Regions from separate parts of the Homo sapiens genome. Here region 1 is linked to region 2. Evidence: chromatin loops called from intact Hi-C (ENCODE). Cell type or tissue: left ventricle myocardium inferior. All regions are shown on one strand. Each heading gives the region's core, and the rest is flanking DNA. Links, peaks and the distances in the headings are about the cores only.

Region 1 (8,318 bases), core at 155-8,154, 280 kb after region 2:
CTGTCTTCTCCAGCACAATGATACCAGAAGAATTAAGGGTTTCTTTCCAGAAAGGGGGAAAGGACCTCCTTCCTTAATGCAAATTTTATTCTGACTCCCCCTGAGACCCCCTCCCCAGCCCTATGCCCACCCTGCTCTCTAAGTGGGAGGGCATCCTCACAGGTGCTGGCCACCCCGTCATTATCCAGAGAAAAAAGGGACCCAGACTCAGGAGGGCTGTCATTGTCCAGCTGGCCTGGGTAGGCCCACCTACTGCTCGGAGGGATGAAAGCTGTCCCCCTCGGGCCCCAGGCTGTGGGCAGGACCAGCTACATAATTTGCAGGGACCATCCCCTCATTAAAAAGTTGTCCAGAATTCCCAGACAGCAACAACAGGGCATGAAACCCAGCCTGGATCCCTTCTGAGTGCAGCTTCCAGCGCCTCCACCGGTCACGGGTCCGTGAAGCCGGGCCAGGGTGGGACCTGTCATCCATGGTAGGGAAGTCTGCAAGGAGAACGAACCCCTGTCACAGCGGCAGGGAACGCGCACCAGGCTAAGCCGCAGAGCCTGAATCTTGGAAATGCTTCCTGGCTGCAAGGACGACCTGTCTCAAGGGGTGGATTTGGGAATAAAGAAATACAGCTTTGTCACTTTCACAGCATCAGTGTTTCCAGGAGACGCCTCCCCACAGCCCCGCGGACAGGCAGGATTTCCTTGCCATAGCATCACTATTTACATTCAAATAAGTGACTATCCTTTTAAGAAGCGTGGGCTGGGCGCAGTGGCTCACGCCTGAAATCCCAGCACTTTGGGAGGCCGAGGCAGGCGGATCATGAGGTCAAGAGATCGAAACCATCCTGGCCAACATGGTGAAACCCTGTCTCTCCTAAAAATAAAAAATTTAAAAAAAAAATTAGCTGGGCCTGGTGGCGCACACCTGTAGTCCCAGCTACTCGGGGGTCTGAGGCAGGAGAATCACTTGAACCCGGGAGGTGGAGGTTGCAGTGAGCCAAGATAATGCCACTGCCCTCCAGCCTGGGCAACAGAGGAGGACTCCATCCCCAAAAAAAAAAAAAAAGTGCGACCCCCACCCCCAGAAGTTTAGAAAAGCCCATTAAGAGCCTCCTCGCATACCTCATTTCCCATCAAAATCAACCTAGGGCAGATTTAAGCTTCGGGCCAGGTGAGCTGGCCATAGTGTCTGATTTAGAGCAGCCCAGCTCACACCTCACTGACATCTTTTCCTTTACGACATGGTCCAATGGCTGAGATAAACCAGCTGCATCACAGGAGTCACGGCAGGGACCTGTTACCACCCCCGGGAGGCCTCCAGGACGTCGGGGAACCCTCTGTTTTTCTGGATACCTTTCTCAGGCCACAGCGGTGGGCAGGGGAGGTGTCTCAGCCTTGACAGTTCGATGCCAGCACCGAAAGCTACAACCACAAACAGAGGCCCTGGGGCTGGGAAGATGGATTTTCCGTCCTGGATCACCGTGAGACGCCGTCACGAATCTGTCCGGCGGCGGATTTTCAGAATATTCTCGTCTGCGGTCCTGCACACCCCCACCCAGACAGCTTTAGGGTACAGACAGTATCACAGGAGTTTAAAGAGGAGGAAGACTCGGAGCCCGAACGAGGCTCTGGGCGCCTTGTCGGGGCCCCAGAGTCAGGGCTTTGCAGCTGAGCAGCAATTAGAGCCCAATCTAGTGCTTTGCAAGAAAGAGAAAATACAAGCAGTGCTGAGAGCAGTCCTGATCCTGCTGGGCCTCGGGAGGCTCATTATGCACCAGAAAGGAGGCCTGCAGAAACTCCCAGAACTGCCCCCCAAGTATGGGAGCGTCCAGCCCTGAGGCGCTCCTGGCCTAGACGAGGCTTCATTGCATCAATTTGCACCACGGTTTCAGAAAAGTGGGAAAGGGTGAAGGTGTCCCGTCACCCCAGAATGTGGGGACCCACTATGGGATGTGAACTGGCGAGGCCTGGCAGGAGGACACAGCCTGACGATATCTGTCAGCGTTTAACATACGTACACCACATAAACCACGTCAGCGGCTCTCCACCGAGAGTAATTTTACCTCCTGGGGAGGGACACGTGGCAATGTCTGGAGACATTGTTGGTCATCGTAACTGAGGGAGGGGCTTCTGGCATCTGGTGGGTGGAGGCCAGGGGTGCTGCTGAATGCCCTGCAGCGTACAGGGCGGCCTCCACCGTGGGCGACGATGCGGCTCCCACGTAGCAGCAGCGCTGAGGCTGAGAGAGCGGAATTACCCTGGGAGATGTGAGTGCATAAAGTAGTAAGGGCAGGGGCACAGTGGCCATCTACGTGATGTTTACCGGGGGCCAGTCACGAGTCTGACCACTTTTCACCTGGGGACTCACTTCGCCCACCCAACACACACAGTGCACAGCTGAACTGTGTCCCTCTAAGATAAGTTGAAGCGCAAACCCCTGGTACCTGTGAACGAGATCTTCTTTGGAAACAGAGCCTTCGCCGATGTAATCAGGTAAAGATGAGGTCATAGGGTGAGCCCTAACCCACCATGACTGGTGTCCTTGTAGGAAGAGGAAAACACCGTGTGAAGACATGCATGAGAGAAGGACGCATGACGGCAGAGGCAGGGTTGGAGTGACGCGGCTACAAGCCCGGGAACCCCTCGGGTGGCTGGCGGCCCCCAGAGGCTAAGAAGCCGTGGGGAGGATTCTACCTGGAGTCTCAGAGGGGGCATGGCCCTGCTGACCCCTTGGTTTTGGGCTTCTGACCTCCAGAATGTTAAAAAAAAATCTTGTGTTTCCAGCCACCCAGTCCGTGGCAGTTTGTTACAGCGGCCACAGGAAATGCGTACCGTGGGTGAGGCTATCCCCGCTTCACAAATGAGGAAACCGAGGCACCGGGAGGCAAAGGTGCGTGCCCGCACACACACAGCTGGTAAATCAGCAGTTTTGCTTCCGTGCACGGCTCGCGCTTCTGATTAGAGTGACAGCATTGCACCAGCTTTCATGAAGGGTTTTCCTGGCGTGACTGCAGGTTCCATGTGGAGGGCAGGGATGGTTTTTTTTTGCCATCTTTTCAAGACAGTGGTTCAGGGAGGACTTTTCACCATCAGGGGTCATCAAATTTAGCAAAATCCCACACGGTGGCCGCACCAGGGCCCAGCAGGCCACGCTCTCCCAGCAGTCACAAAGGAGAAAGCAAAAAAAATCTACCTTTAATTTTGTGGGAAAAGTGCTGCTGAAACCAAAAGACAATGTCCATTATGAAAACCTGTTTTTAAACTCTGATGTTCTCATCACCTTTTCCTGCTGGCTTCTCAGGCAGATGTAGCCGAGGCCCCTCCCCGGGGAGCAGCAGACACCACAGACCCTCGGGCGCTCCCGTCTTCAGCAAGCGTGAACGCGCCGCTGGAAAGAATGCTGGCTTTCTCTCCAAGTGAACGTTGTCCTTAACTGGCTAGTGCAGGACAGTCTAACTCCCGCTCTGGAATCTAGACATCGTTTCCCATCACTCAGGAAAGGTCTGGAGATATCCAGGTTCACCCACTGCTTGTCTCTACCCACAGATTCTCTCAGGAGTGCTGGAGGGACAGTGGAGCCACTGCTGATTTAACCGGTTTCCAGACACTTCCAACACTGCCCCTGGGATCAGGATCGGAGCAGGATTCTCGGGGAATGGGGTTTGGAGTGGGGAAAAAGTCTGACAGTGAAACAAATGCACCACGGGGCTCTGGAACTCCAGAGGGGAGCCACAAACTGGGTGGCTCAGAGCAACATGAATTTTTTCCTTCACATTCTGGAGGTCAGGAGCCCCAAACCAAGGGGTCAGCAGGGCCAAGCTCCTGCTGAGACTCCGGATAGAATTCTTCCTCATGGCTTCTTAGCCTCTGGAGCCACCCGAGGGGCTCCCGGGCTTGTAGCCGAGTCTCTCCAACCCTGCCTCTGCCGTCACGGGGCCTTTTCCTGTATGTGTCTTCACACGGCGTTTTTGTCTTCCTACAAGGACACTGGTCATGGTGGGTTAGGGCTCACCCTAGTGACCTCATCTTTACCTGATTACATCCACAAAGGCTGTTTCCAGATAAGGTCACGTTCACAGGTACCAGAGGTTGGCGCTTCAACTTATCTTAGAGAGACACAGTTCACCCATAACACCCACCTCACAAGGTGTTGGGGGTGGGTGAAGTGAGTTCACGTGTGACCCGCGAATTAACCACAGTTTTAAGAATGCAGAAGGCTCAGACACACTAGGAAGATGCGGCTGTAAGCGGGGTGTCCCAAATGCAGCAGCTCCTGCTCTAATGCCCGTTGACTGAGAGGTGGGAGCTGGACTCACCCCTTTTTGGGGGCACCTGTTGGCCCCGTCACTGCCCTGATCTGGGAGGGTCTCTGCATCAGTCAGGCCACCTCCGAAGCCAAAACCGAAGTCCCCACACTCTCCTAAGCTGGGCCAGCCCCTCACAAAGCTGCCACAACACCTTGCCACCTGGGGAGCTCCTGGATGTGTCTACAGACAGCCTAGCTAGCATCCCTGTGCCAAGAGATCCTCCTCCGAACAAAAACGAGACAAAACAGAAAAACACGTCGTCACAACCCTACTTCCAAAGCTAGAGATCCGGGCGTGTTCATTTTTAAATTCACAGACGCAGAGCCTCTCCAGTGCTGCCCTGCAGAGCAGTCAGCCACGCTGGTGCTCGCTTCTGGAGCTGCTTCTAGAATGACAGCGGTTCGGCAGGGGAGATCAATTCCTACAGGAACGATCAAAGGAAAGATAAGAACTTCGGGGCTCCGCGGTCAGGTTCCACTCACAGCCAGCTTCTCGGAAAGGAGCCCTGAGCGGCGGGAGCCACGCCCCTGCGCACGCTGCTGCTCACGCGCCCCACCAGGTGGTAGAACGGGGCTACTACCACTTTAAAATAGGTCAACTTCAAGCCAAATGGGAAGACAAAAAAATAAGAAGAGCCAGTGAGCCCCCCAAAACGACTCCTTCATGATCCAGGGGTACAGTCAACCAATCAGCCAATCAATGAGACCACCTTGAGAGAGTCTGCAAAATGCAAACGCCTTATTCCCTGTCCTGCGTGTGTGTTCCCAGTGTGCACGTGAGACCCTGCCTTCAGTGCAGAGGGAGAGGGGAGGGAATGGGAGAGGGGAACCTATTTCTTTTGTTTCACTTTTAAAGGAGACAACACTCCAGTATTCCGCAGCTCATTTCTCCCTTCACCCCGATCCCATGCCCCGTGTTTGGACGTTCGCTGAGCCTGCTCCGTGACGGGTCTGTAAGTTCCTACATGGGGCGTCCTCTCTATGAGCCCCAGGGCACCTGGCCCAGCAGTTCACGGTCTGTACCCACTCAGATATCATTGTGGGTCTGACGACCGGCTCCAGATACAGCAGCTTGACACACCAGCCCCAGCCTCCCGAGGGAGCGCGGCCCTGCCTTGATCCTGGACTCTGGCCTCCTGAGCTGTGAGAGCATAAATGCTGCTGTTGAAGCCACACAGTTGTGGTCATCCGTTCTGGTGACCACAGGAACCGCATACGGCTCTCTTACAGGTGAGACCTTCCACGTTACCTGCAGAGCAGCCACCTGGGAGTCACACCTGAGAAAGAGCAGAAGCAGGGGACAATCTGTGGCCCACCACCAGGAGCCCAGGGTGGAGGACCCAGGCAGAGCTGGGCATGCTCAGAGGCTGCTGTCCCCATGGCACCACTCAAGGAGAAAAGGGGTCTCTGGAGAGAGAAGAAGGGAAGGGGCTCTGCAAGGGAGGCAGGATCCACTTGGCAGCTGCTCAAATTTAGTTTGCACCTCCTTTGCCAGTGCAGAAGAAAACAAACGACCTGCGAACTGAATGAAAAATGGTGATTCATTACCCCTGATGTGTGATGATGGCTTAATTATTTTTCTAACTGGGGAGAGACGCTTTCTGACAGCAGGTGCAAATGAATTCTCCACTGTTTTAAGGAGTGATTGGCCCAGGACAGGCGGAAAACTGGGAAACCTAATTAAATTGGGAGCCCCATGAAATAAATGGAGCGGGGAGTTTGTTTGCTTGTGCTAACGGGGATTAACGATCCCCTGAGAAGCTGTAGGGCTCCCGCTGGAGTGAGCGCAGGGGGCCCCGCGGGGCGGACACAGACAAAGCAGGAGCCACATGGGGTGGTGGGGACCCCACTGCACAGGAAAGGGTGGGCCAGGGCCTGGACGCTGAGCTCTACGACTGGCTATCATCTTTGGCTCTCGGTCTCCTTGTCTGTGAAACAGGAGGCTGGACGATGGGAGGACCAGGTGAAGGCTCAGTGCCAGGTGATGGGATGGGATTTCAGAGCACGGGTTTGGAGTTGGACAGCCCGGGGTCAGAGCCAGTGCACCCTCTGCCTCTGACCCGGATCCAGCTTGGATCCTCAGTTTTCTCATCTCTACTATGGGGGTGTGAGCAGTACCTACCCTCCCGGATGTCGTGGGGCTGCCCCGAGGTTGCAGGTCACATTCTCAGCAGGAGCCTGACCCACAGGACGTGCCCGGCAAAGAGAAGGCTCATCAGGATCGCCATCAGATCATGCTGAAGGTCTTCATCTGCTCTGCTGTGGGAAGGGCTGACCCTCCCACCAGGCACACTAACCCCTGGACCTTTTCTCATCTCGGAAGGGACACAGTGGCCTTGCTGGGAGAGGACTGCAGCCAGGGGGAAGGAGGAAGACTTGGCTCCCTCCCCCTCGCTGGGGCCCTGAACAGGCCTCCCTTGGTGCTTGGGGAGGGGCGGTGAAAAGCAAGACCCTCCCCACCACCCTGTATGTCCTCCTGATGGCTGAGAGCCTGCTGGTCGCCCTTTAGCTTGCCAGACTGTCCTAGAAGGCCCTTGGCTGGCAAGGCCCACACCCCTACCAGGTGGGGCCAGGTCCCGGCAGCAGGGCTGCCCCTGAGGTCAGGGATCTGTGCAAATTAGAGACGGGCAGCTCCCATGGGGGGTTCAGGCTCCTGTGGATGGGCACCTCTGTCAGGGATATCTGTCACCTACAGGTGGGCAAGCCTGACTTCCAGACTCCAGAGCTCAGGAATAATCCGTGAACACAGCCCCACCATGGACTTCCACCCCCGTCAGCCCCACAGCTCCACAGGTCCAGCTTCCACAGACCCACAGGTCTAGCCACTGAGGGCTGTGCTGTGGTGGGAACGTCCCGGACAGCTTCGGTGGGAAAGTCCCTGGTGGCTTTCCTGGCTTGGGCAGGGCGGGGCTTGTTCCCTGTCCCCCAGTACACTGCCCCCTCACCCGCCCTCCAGGCATCTGTGTCAGGGCAAACCTGCCCAGGCCCCGTCCTCTCAGGTTCCCCCAGCACAAGCTCCCAGATGTTCTTTTTCTTTTTTTTTTTTTTTTTTTGAGATGGAGTCTTGCTCTGTCACCCAGGAGTACAGTGGCGCGATCTCGGCTCACTGCAAGCTCCACCTCCCGGGTTCACACCATTCTCCTGCTTCAGCCTCCTGAGTAGCTGGGACTACAGGCGCCCGCCACCACGCCTGGCTAAGTTTTGTATTTTTAGTAGAGACGGGGTTTCACCATGTTAACCAGGATGGTCTTGATCTCCTGACCTCGTGATGCACCCATCTTGGCCTCCCAAAGTGCTGGGATTACAGGCGTGAACCACCACACCCGGCCCAGGATGTTCATTTTCTATGGTCCTCTCTTCTCACTCCTTCCCTGCCAAGGGTGATGCCAGTGTCCCGTCCCCACTCTCAGTTGAACACACAGATTTGGGGGAGCCTGAGGGGGAGAGAACAAGCTGGCGGGAAGCCGCAGGACTGAGGCCCGTGAGGACAGTGGGCGTGGGCAGGGCCACAGCGGTGGGAGCCCTCCATGTCCCAGCCCACCAGGGGCCTGGCTAGGCACTGGTTCCTCCCTCCTAAGCCAACTCTTTGAGGTGAGCAGTCTACACTCCGGGCATGAGGGATGCAAGGAGTTGGGACCAGAGCACGTGTCAAGGAGTCCCAGCCCGCGGGCACCCCAGGCCACACGGCCCCACTCTGCTGCAAAGCCCTCTGTGCCCAGGTCACGCAGCTGGCCCAAAGATGGCAGGAGACACAGATGGACGCAGAGGGCCAGCCTGTGAGAAGCCAAGAAGCACTGGGGGTCCAGTCTCAGCCCCGGCGCCCTCTCCTCTGCCCACATCCAGGCCACCAGCTCCACGGACTCTCCTGTCCCTCCCCTCCCATTACCTAGCTTCTGGCCCTCCTCACCACCCCTGTGGGTCCCTCAAATCACTCACTGGGCCCAGTCCTGCTCTCACAGCCTCCCTCCCCCAAGAACCATCCATGGCTCCCTGTGGCCTGGTATGCTCAGACCTCAGCT
Region 2 (8,318 bases), core at 248-8,247:
TGGCCCTCCACAGTGACCCTCCGTGCTTTGTCTGGCATTTTTTTTATCTGCGTGCTAATCTCTCTCTCTTTTTCTCAGAGTTTTGCTCTGTCGCCCAGGCTGGAGTGCAGCGGCGTGATCTCAGCTCACTGCAACCTCCACCTCCTGGGTTCAAGTGATTCTCCTGCCTCAGCCTCCCGGGCAGCTGGGATTACAGGCACGAGCCACCATGCCCGATTAATTTTTGTATTTTTGTAGAGACAGGGTTCCACCATCTTGGCCAGGCTGGTCTGGAAGTCCTGACTTCGTGATCCACCTGCCTCGGCCTCCCGAAGTGCTGGGGTGACAGGCGTGAGCCAACATGCCCGGCCCGTTAGCAAGCTGAGGGTCCCTTGAGCACAAAGACTCCCAAGGGCCCACAGTACTGGCACCTGCGTGACCCCGAGTGAGTGAATACATGCTCCAGATGGTGACCCCTGCTGGGGAACACAGACCCTGGGGGTGGCTCAAGGTAGTGAGATGGGGTCCCCCGGTCCTTCCGCAGCCCCTCATCGCACTCTGTACCCTTTGCTGCTTTTGTCCAGAGAAGGCAGGTGATGTCGTGGTGAGCGGTGAGAGAAACGGAGCCTATGTGCAGGTGTGCGTGCCCCTTGTGGGTTCTTGTCACATGTCCCTTCCCATCACGGATGAGCAGAGACGCCCCTGCCCCACCAGGAAGGAGCCTCCGTATTTCTGGACGGTGAAAAGAGGTGTCCTGCTCAGAGGGGAGGAGCCTTCCTGGGGAATGATGTAGCTGGAAAGTCACTGGGGGTGGTCGGGACCCACCCGAGGGTATCGAGACCACAAAAATCAGTGCACGCTCCGCCTTCTGTGGGAAGTCTCAGTGTCGGTGAGGGACCGGTGGCCCCCAGGAACCCCATGTTTCTCTCTGCAGGGTCAGCTGTGCTTCTGTGACTAGGGGTTGAGGGGTGCATCCCACCTGGGTGGTGGAGGTGTCGGGAAAGGCCCTGAGTTGGATGAACACGGACTTCCCACCAATTGCTGGCTGGAAACCCTCCTCGGGGGAGGAGGAGCAGGAAGAGGCCTCGTGGTTCCAGAAATTCCAGGAAGGCCTTTCCGGAGCTGGGGCCCAGGCTGTCTTTGAGGATCCTGGGGTGGAGGAGACGGAGAGGTCTGAGGCATGGGGATGGGCTGCAGGGGCCACTGCTCTCTCCCATCGACGCCATCAGCCCCAGGTCCTAGAACGGAACAGGCTGCCTGTGTGGGCCCCCGGGCCTGGACAGGACCCTGCCGTCTAGGGGCCGGCTCTGCCACAGCTACCAGTGGGGTGGGTGATGTGGGGGCTGGACAGGCACTCCAAGCTCCCCCTCTCCACTGCCCTGGCCACACCAACTGCCAGGGCAGCCCATGCTCACCAGCAGAAGGAAGTCCCCTTGGGCGAGAGGGCGGGAAGCCCCAGTGGCCTCTGGGTGGCATCTGGGTCCAGGGAGCGTCCAGGGGGTTGTGTGCCCTGACCTGGTGCCAACCTGGGCAGCAGGCTCTCGGGGGGGGGGTGGGCTGGGTAGGACTTCAGGGATGGTGGGGAAGGAAGAGACCAGGGTACTTGGTGGCTGCACACGGGCCCTCGAGTGCCCCGGGAGCTCAGGAAGACACTCTGACCTAGGCAGGTCTGGACCAAAGCTCTGAACTCATCCCACTTCCTATCCCGAAGATCTAGACCACAATACCAGGCTGCTTGGGGCAGGGCCAAGGGGAGGCTCGAGTGAGCTGAAAGGGCCCTGCTGATGACCCAGGGACAGGGTCTGGGGACACCTGAGCCAGCAGGGAGGCGTTCGGCCTTCAGCTGTGAGTGCCGGGCAGCCTCTGGGAGGAAGGAGCTCCTGGAATCTAGAACACCCTCTCCAGCTGCCTTCCAAGGTAGGAAGGCTCTGCATGAACAAATACTCCAAGGTTGGGGAGCGCATGGCCTCTGAGGAGGCCCAGGTCTTTGTTCTTCGTGGGGCACCACGCCGATGCCGTAACTTCTGCCTGCAGCCCTGCCCTGGGTGCAGGTCATGGAGGATGACTCTCTCCTCTGGGTCCCTGGATGAAAGATCTGCAGACCATGACCCTGAACCCTCTGCCAGACCTGAGAGACCCCAGCCTGAAGAAAGGAAGGTCAAGGCCGTCTGTCCATCCTCTGGGCTCTGGGTGCTTCCCACCTGGACACGCTTCCTGGGAGGCTCTGGAGGCTAATAACTGGGTGGTGAGACTCCCATCCTCCTGGTTGGAGAGTACTTCATTGGATGCAGCATTCACCTTTTCAGCAGCTGCTGCTCACTCGGGGATTCTCTCCATGGTCTGTGGCCTCTCACGGGCAAGCCAGACCCAAGCCAGCCTCTGTTTCTGACTTTCCTGTCCTTGCGTGGCAGGAACTAGGGGACAGGGCTGGGTCCTTTCTTCTTTGTAGCCTCAGTGCCAATTCAGTGCCTGGAACACGGCAGGTGCTCAGCAAATGTCTGCCGAGTGAAGGAAGACTTTATGTGTGTCCTGGTAGGCTGTGTCTGGTGGCCCCAGGTGTCCAGGAGGCATCTGGCCTCGGTTCTGTTGTTCAGTTAGAGTGCTAGGTCCGTCCCCAAGCTGTGTTATCTGTGTGTCTGACCCTCCTGCTTCTGGTTTTCTTCTGGGACGAACCCCTGAGGCTCACCATGAGAGACCCCCTCGTCTGTCCATAAGGTGGCTGTCAGAGGTTTGAGCAGATAAGCTGTGTCTACTGGAGTCAGTCAGAAGGAGACCCAGCCTGCTCTAGCGTGACTTGTTTATGGTGAACCCGGCTTGGCTCCTGGGATCATCTCTGTCTTTTCTAAGCACACACAGGGCGTGGGTTTGATGAATAAGAACCAGAGCAGACAGGGAAGCTTGGCCCCTGCTTCTACCACCCTGGGGCCTGGCCTTTTCCATGTGTGTCCTGTGGCTGTAGGAACCCTGGGTATCAGGATGCTGGGGGCGCTGGAAAGGCTGATGGTCTCGGGGCAGATTCGGGCTGGGCGGGGCTCCAAGCAGGGAGGAAAGGCACCGCCTGGGTGCCAGATGAGGGTCGGGTCCAGCCCAGGAGGTGGCTGGGTGGGCTCTCTCGGCAGAGGGCCTGGGTGACGCTGGAGGAAGCCCCTGCCCACACATGCACCGGGGGAAGGCTCCTATCTGCGTCCACGCAGCACGCTGGGAGCCAGGCTGGACGGCAGGAGGGCTGAGGCAGTCGGGAGGGGGACCCCCATTGGGAGCCGCCGGGGCGGTGCCACTCCCGGGCAGTGCAGAGAGCTCTGGCCTCCTGCCCAGCCCCGCCAGCTAGCACATCCAGCGGCTGGGACAGGGCCAGCGGGGACAGTTGGATGAACCTGGAGCCCCAGAGCAGGGGCAGGGGAGGCACATGGAGATCTCAGTGGAGGGGACCAGACAAAAGGAATAGGCCGGCTGGGGCTCTGGGGGGTGGGTGGAGGCAGGGCCTGGTTTTTGTACCCAGAGCCCACTCCAGGCCAGCCGCTTGGCCACTCCCTGCTGGCTCTCTTTGCTCTCAGGAAATCTGAGAAGTGAGGGCTCAGCACTTTTGCCTGGGAGCTGCATTACAACCACATAATTGAAGCTATCTGATTGGAGGCCAGCCAAGCAGGTAGATTACAAGTGATTAGAAATGATAGGAGGGCCTGCAACCCGAGGCAGCTCGGAGGGCCCTGGGCCACCTCCACGGCTCTGCCTCTGCCCTCCGCCCGTCTCCTTCACTTTCCACTAACAGGTCTCTGGCAGCGAGGACACCTCCCAGCTGGGGTGAGTGTTTGCTCGAAGCAGGGAAGCCAGGCCCAGGCGGCTGGAGGACGGTGGCTGCCACCCCACCCCTAGGTGCCCGGCCATTCCTCCAGATGCCTGCTCATCACAAAGCTCCTTGGCGCCGGGGGTCGAGCAGGGGCTGGAAATGCCTTCACTGGGGGTGACTTCTGGCCCAGGAGCCCCGTAAAAGGCCTGCCCTCCACACACAGAGGCCCTGCCCAGGCCCCTCGCCCACCTGGTACACCTCATGCCCTTCTGGGCCACCCTTCTTCTGGGTGGGTGCTCCTCCCTGAAGCTCCAGGGCTGGGCCTGGGGTCGTGGGGGCCCTTACCGGCACTGTCTGGGTCCCGGCGATGGGCTGTGTGCTGGCCTCGGAGCCTGGCTGCTCGGGGTGGGTCTGTGCTGGTGTGTACAGGGTCATGCCATGCTCTGTGGGGACCGGGGTCTGGCCGGAGTAGTCCTGCGTGGGGTGCGGTGGGGGCGGGGCGTACTCGGCAGGGATGCCGTTCTGTGGCGGAGGGGGGTACTGGGCGGGGGGGTAGGGCTGGGCCATCGCTTCAGGCGGAGCCGTGGCGTCCTGATCGCTCTGTGGAAGGAGAGAGAGCAAGGCCTGGTTAGAATCTTGTCCCCTTCCCGGAGCCCCTGAGGATGGGGCCTTGTGGCTGAGCAGAGCTTCTCCAGCAGTATTTTCAGCAGCCTTTCCCCGGCCCCTCCAAGGGGGGCTCGCCGGCATGGGCACCAGCTCAGAGCAGGAGGGGGTGCTGCGCTGGGAATGCCGGGGAGCCTGGCTCTGGAGTCAGACACCCCTGGAGTTCAGCCCATTTACTCACACTTGTCAGACCTGGGTACAAGAACAACTGAAGGGTTTTTGTAAACTACCTGATTTTAAAAAAATTAACCATTTTAAGGTAACTGTAGGCTCGTGCAGCTGTAAGAAGTAACACAGTGATCTGTACACCTTGTAACCAGGGTCCTCACGGTAACATCCATAAAACCACCACCAGCAGGATACTGACATGGATTCACACAACACACAGAATGTTCCAGCAGCATGAGGACTACTGCTCTTCCCCTTTTAGAGCCAACCCATCTCCTTCCCACCTCAAGAATTTTAAGCCTTGACAGGTGGATCACCTGAGGTCAGGAGTTCAAGACCAGCCTGGCCAACATGGTGAAACCCCATCTCTACTAAAAATACAAAAATTAGCGGGATGTGGTGGCACGTGCCTATAATCCCAGCTACTCGGGAGGCTGAGGCAGGAGAATCACTTCAACCTGGGAGGCAGGGGTTGCAGCGAGCCAAAATCGCACTATTGCGCTCCAGCCTGGGTGATGAGAGCGAAACTTCATCTTCAAATAATTTTAAGCCTCAGTTTTGTCATTGGAAAGCAGAAGTGAGAGGGCGGCGCTGCCCAGCCCGCACCTGGATCCCTGGAAGTGACTGTGCAGAAGCTGAACTCAGGGCCTCCTGCCTCCCCTGCCAGTGATGGCCATGACAGTGAGGTGTGTCGGGGGGCAGGGAGGGTTCCAGCCTCTGTGTCAAGGATCTCTGAGGAACTCTCAAAGATCTGTCTGTGCCCCCTCAAAGGCCTGCTGCCCCAAGCGGGGAATACTGCTCCTGCAGCCACTCTCAGAGGCTCTTAGAAGCCCAGGCCCTTGGGCAGGACCCCAGCAGCAATACAGGGCAGTGGTTGTCAAAGTGGCCTGGGCCCACAGCATCAGCAGCACCTGGGAGCTTTTTGGTGGGCAATGCGGGTTCCAGGGCGCACCCCAGGCCTCCTCCAGCAATCTGCGTGCACTGAGAACCACTGACCTAGGGCCTGAGAAGCAGCCCTGGTGGGGAGCCCTTATGATCCCAAGAGGAGGGCTGGGGTCTTTCACAGTGCCAGAGAGCAAGGTGCAGGCGGAGGCGGCAGAGGGAAAGGGGCTCCGGCCTCCTCCACTCGCTGTCCTCCACTGCAGACACAGCCTGGGGCCCAGGACCCCCTGAGCAGGCGAGGCACTCGCCCCCCCAGGAGTCTGCGGTGAGGAGGCCCCACTGCCTGGAAGGACAGATGCCGCCTCTGCCTGGAGCAGCCCAGTGTGTTAGGACCCCTGCTCAGATGTGGATGGGTCTGACGCTCAGCCACCCTGGCAGGGACAGGCAGGAGTCCGCGTCCTTGCTGAAGGTGGGCTTTGCGGTGGGGAGGAGGAGCGCCCAGCAGGGAAGTGGCTGCTCACCTCCCTCACCTGCGCCTCCACCCCACGCTCCCATCACCCGGGGCCACGCACGCTTTGTTCACACCACACACGTTAGTTCAGTGAGCACCTACTAGGTGCAGGCAGAGGCTGGGGGCTGCCCCCGCAGGGCGGTCTTTCTCCCGCTTCCCTCCACACCCACACATCCCCCTCTGCCGGGCTCCTGTGTTCTCGGCCTCTGGGCAGTGCCTCCCCTGGCTAAGGAGGAGCCCCTCATGTGCCCATGCTCCCTGCACAGGTGGATCTGGCATGTCCACCTCTGTCCTGCCTCCCCCACCCCTAGCCTGTCCTCTGCATCCTTCATTCAGTTCCTACAAATCCACCCAACAACTGTTGATGGGGTACCTGGGGTGTGCCAGGCCCATGCCAGGGCAGGGGCTGTGTTGACAGCAACCCCGACAGCCCCTGCTCCCTGCTGGTGGGGCCTGCAGTCCAGCGGGAAAGGAAAGCTTCAGAGAACAATGACCCGATGTCAAACCATTGTTACAGCACTGAGGGCTGCAAGGGACCTGGCTGCACCAGGGAGGTGGCCCCAAGGGACGGTCCAAGGCTGGGTGTTCTGCTTCAGACCCGGCCACCCCCTCCTTCTGTTTATGGCCCCAAACCCTCTGCCTGGGGGCCCAGCAACCTAGGGTGGGTGCGCATAGCTGGAAGGGTGGAGCCTGGGCAACCCAGCCGTGCCCTGCTCCCTGAAGCCCCCAGTGCCGGCCGGCCCTGGGCTCTGCAGCGGGGGCCGTCTCGGTGCTCGCCACCCTGCGACAGACTCGCTGACTGGGAACCTAAGGAGCAGAAGTGCTGTCCTCCTCCCATCCCCACCCCTCCACAAAGCCAGCTGGCTCCTTCCCTCTCTCTGCAGACTCTGAAACTGGGGCGACATTCAAGCTCCTCAGCCACGGGAGGGAAGCACACACGTGTGCATGCGTACACACTCGTGGGAGGTTCCAGGCTCATTGCCCCAAGGTAGCTGGTGAGGCCCCATCGTCCGTTGTTAGCAAACGTGTTGGTGACGGAGTCCAGTGGGAAGGGGTGGATCCATGAGGGAGGAGGAGGGGGAAGGAGAGTCAGGGCACCCAGGAGGGGTGGAGAGCATCTAGAACCCAGGATGGCCAGAGGCAAAATCAGGAAAACAGGAGCAAGAGAAAGTGTGGAAGGCACAGCGTGAGGGCCCTGCAGACACAGGGGAGATGAATTTGCTGATAAATATTTGATTAGAGCCTTCACCGCCTTGCACTGTCTTCCCAGCAACCCCCTCCTCCACCTCCTCCAAGGCCTGAGAAAGAGTGGGCTCCTGGTTGGGTGCAGTGGCTTATTCCTGTAATCCCAGCACTTTGGGAGGCTGAGGTGGGAGGATTGCTTGAGCCCAGGAGTTCGAGACCATCCTGGACAACACAGTGAAACCCTCTCTACAAAAAATAAAAAAAAAAAAAATAGCCAGGTGTGGTGGCACATGCCTCTAGTCCCAGTAATGTGGGAGGCTGAGGCAGGATCATCACTTGAGCCTGGAGGTTGAGGCTGCAGTGAACCAAGATCACACCACTGTGGTCCAGCCAGGGTGACAGAGGAAACCCCTGTCTCAAAAAAAAAAAAAAAAAATAAAGAAAATAAAATAAAAAAGAAAGCGCAGCTCCTGTCCCATCTGCTTCCTTCTCACCCTACCTCTAACCCTCTGCAGGGCTCTAATCCCTGTCATTCAACTTGGGGCTGAATGACAGCTGCCAATCACTCTCACTTGAGGTTCTGCAGGGCTGAAGCCCAGAGCCCTGAGCTAACAAATGACAGGCGAACCCGCCAACATAAAGGGGGGAGCTCCGGCAGTAGGTGCCAGATCTGAGGGCATCTGTGGTGGGCAAGAGGTCCCTAGCAGATGGGGACATTTTAGGGACATTTGTGACACTAGAATAAAACAGCATATTTGAGCCCACAGTGCTCCCTGCTTTTACAGACGCTCACTCATTGAGTGGACACTTCCCCCTTTCCCAGCTAATAAAACCGAGGTGTAGAGACAAAGTGATTTGCCAAACTAGTATGGGAGGACCCCAGAGAGCAGCACTGGCAGCCAGGATCCCAAACCCACCATATGCACCTCCACATGGAATTGTAGCCCTGCCCAGGGTGGTTTGCAAGGGAGAGGAGGTTTCACAGCCAAGCATCGGGGTCTAGACCCTGCAATGCACGGGGATGGGCTCCAATGTCCCCTCTTAGCCACCAGGTGGTCCTGGTGACTGTCTGTCCTCTCTGCACAGGTTTCTCCATCCGCAAATGGTCACAATAGAGCCTGGACAGAGGAAATGCAGAATGAA

What was found. Hi-C counts contacts between places; a loop is a spot of excess contacts. Peaks named below come from ENCODE experiments on the same cell type or tissue, not always from the same donor. Only the 100,000 strongest peaks of a DNase experiment are listed, where the experiment ranks them.
Region 1: a loop joins it to region 2, with 6 times the contacts of the local background. A loop is called at or near these places in 1 of 110 quality-filtered maps.

What each region holds. Positions count from the first base shown.
Region 1 is chr17:79,396,450-79,404,767 of GRCh38, forward strand. The region is part of intron 2 of RBFOX3 (RNA binding fox-1 homolog 3); the gene reads right to left. Among named protein-coding and RNA genes, the nearest start is that of RBFOX3, 210 kb to the right of the region's middle. RefSeq lists a silencer at 4,817-4,991 and an enhancer at 7,508-8,009. In left ventricle myocardium inferior, for the core only: CTCF peaks have their summits at 4,857 (motif pointing right) and 5,058; a DNase peak (open chromatin) is centred at 4,822; H3K4me3 peaks cover 458 bases; H3K27me3 peaks cover 7,889 bases.
Region 2 is chr17:79,111,383-79,119,700 of GRCh38, forward strand. RBFOX3 (RNA binding fox-1 homolog 3) reads right to left here. Exons shown (of 15, transcript NM_001350451.2): 5 at 4,112-4,366. The coding sequence starts at 4,333. Among named protein-coding and RNA genes, the nearest start is that of ENGASE, 41 kb to the left of the region's middle. RefSeq lists an enhancer at 5,382-6,286. In left ventricle myocardium inferior, for the core only: no CTCF peak of the experiment used is centred there; a DNase peak (open chromatin) is centred at 3,289; H3K27me3 peaks cover 7,761 bases.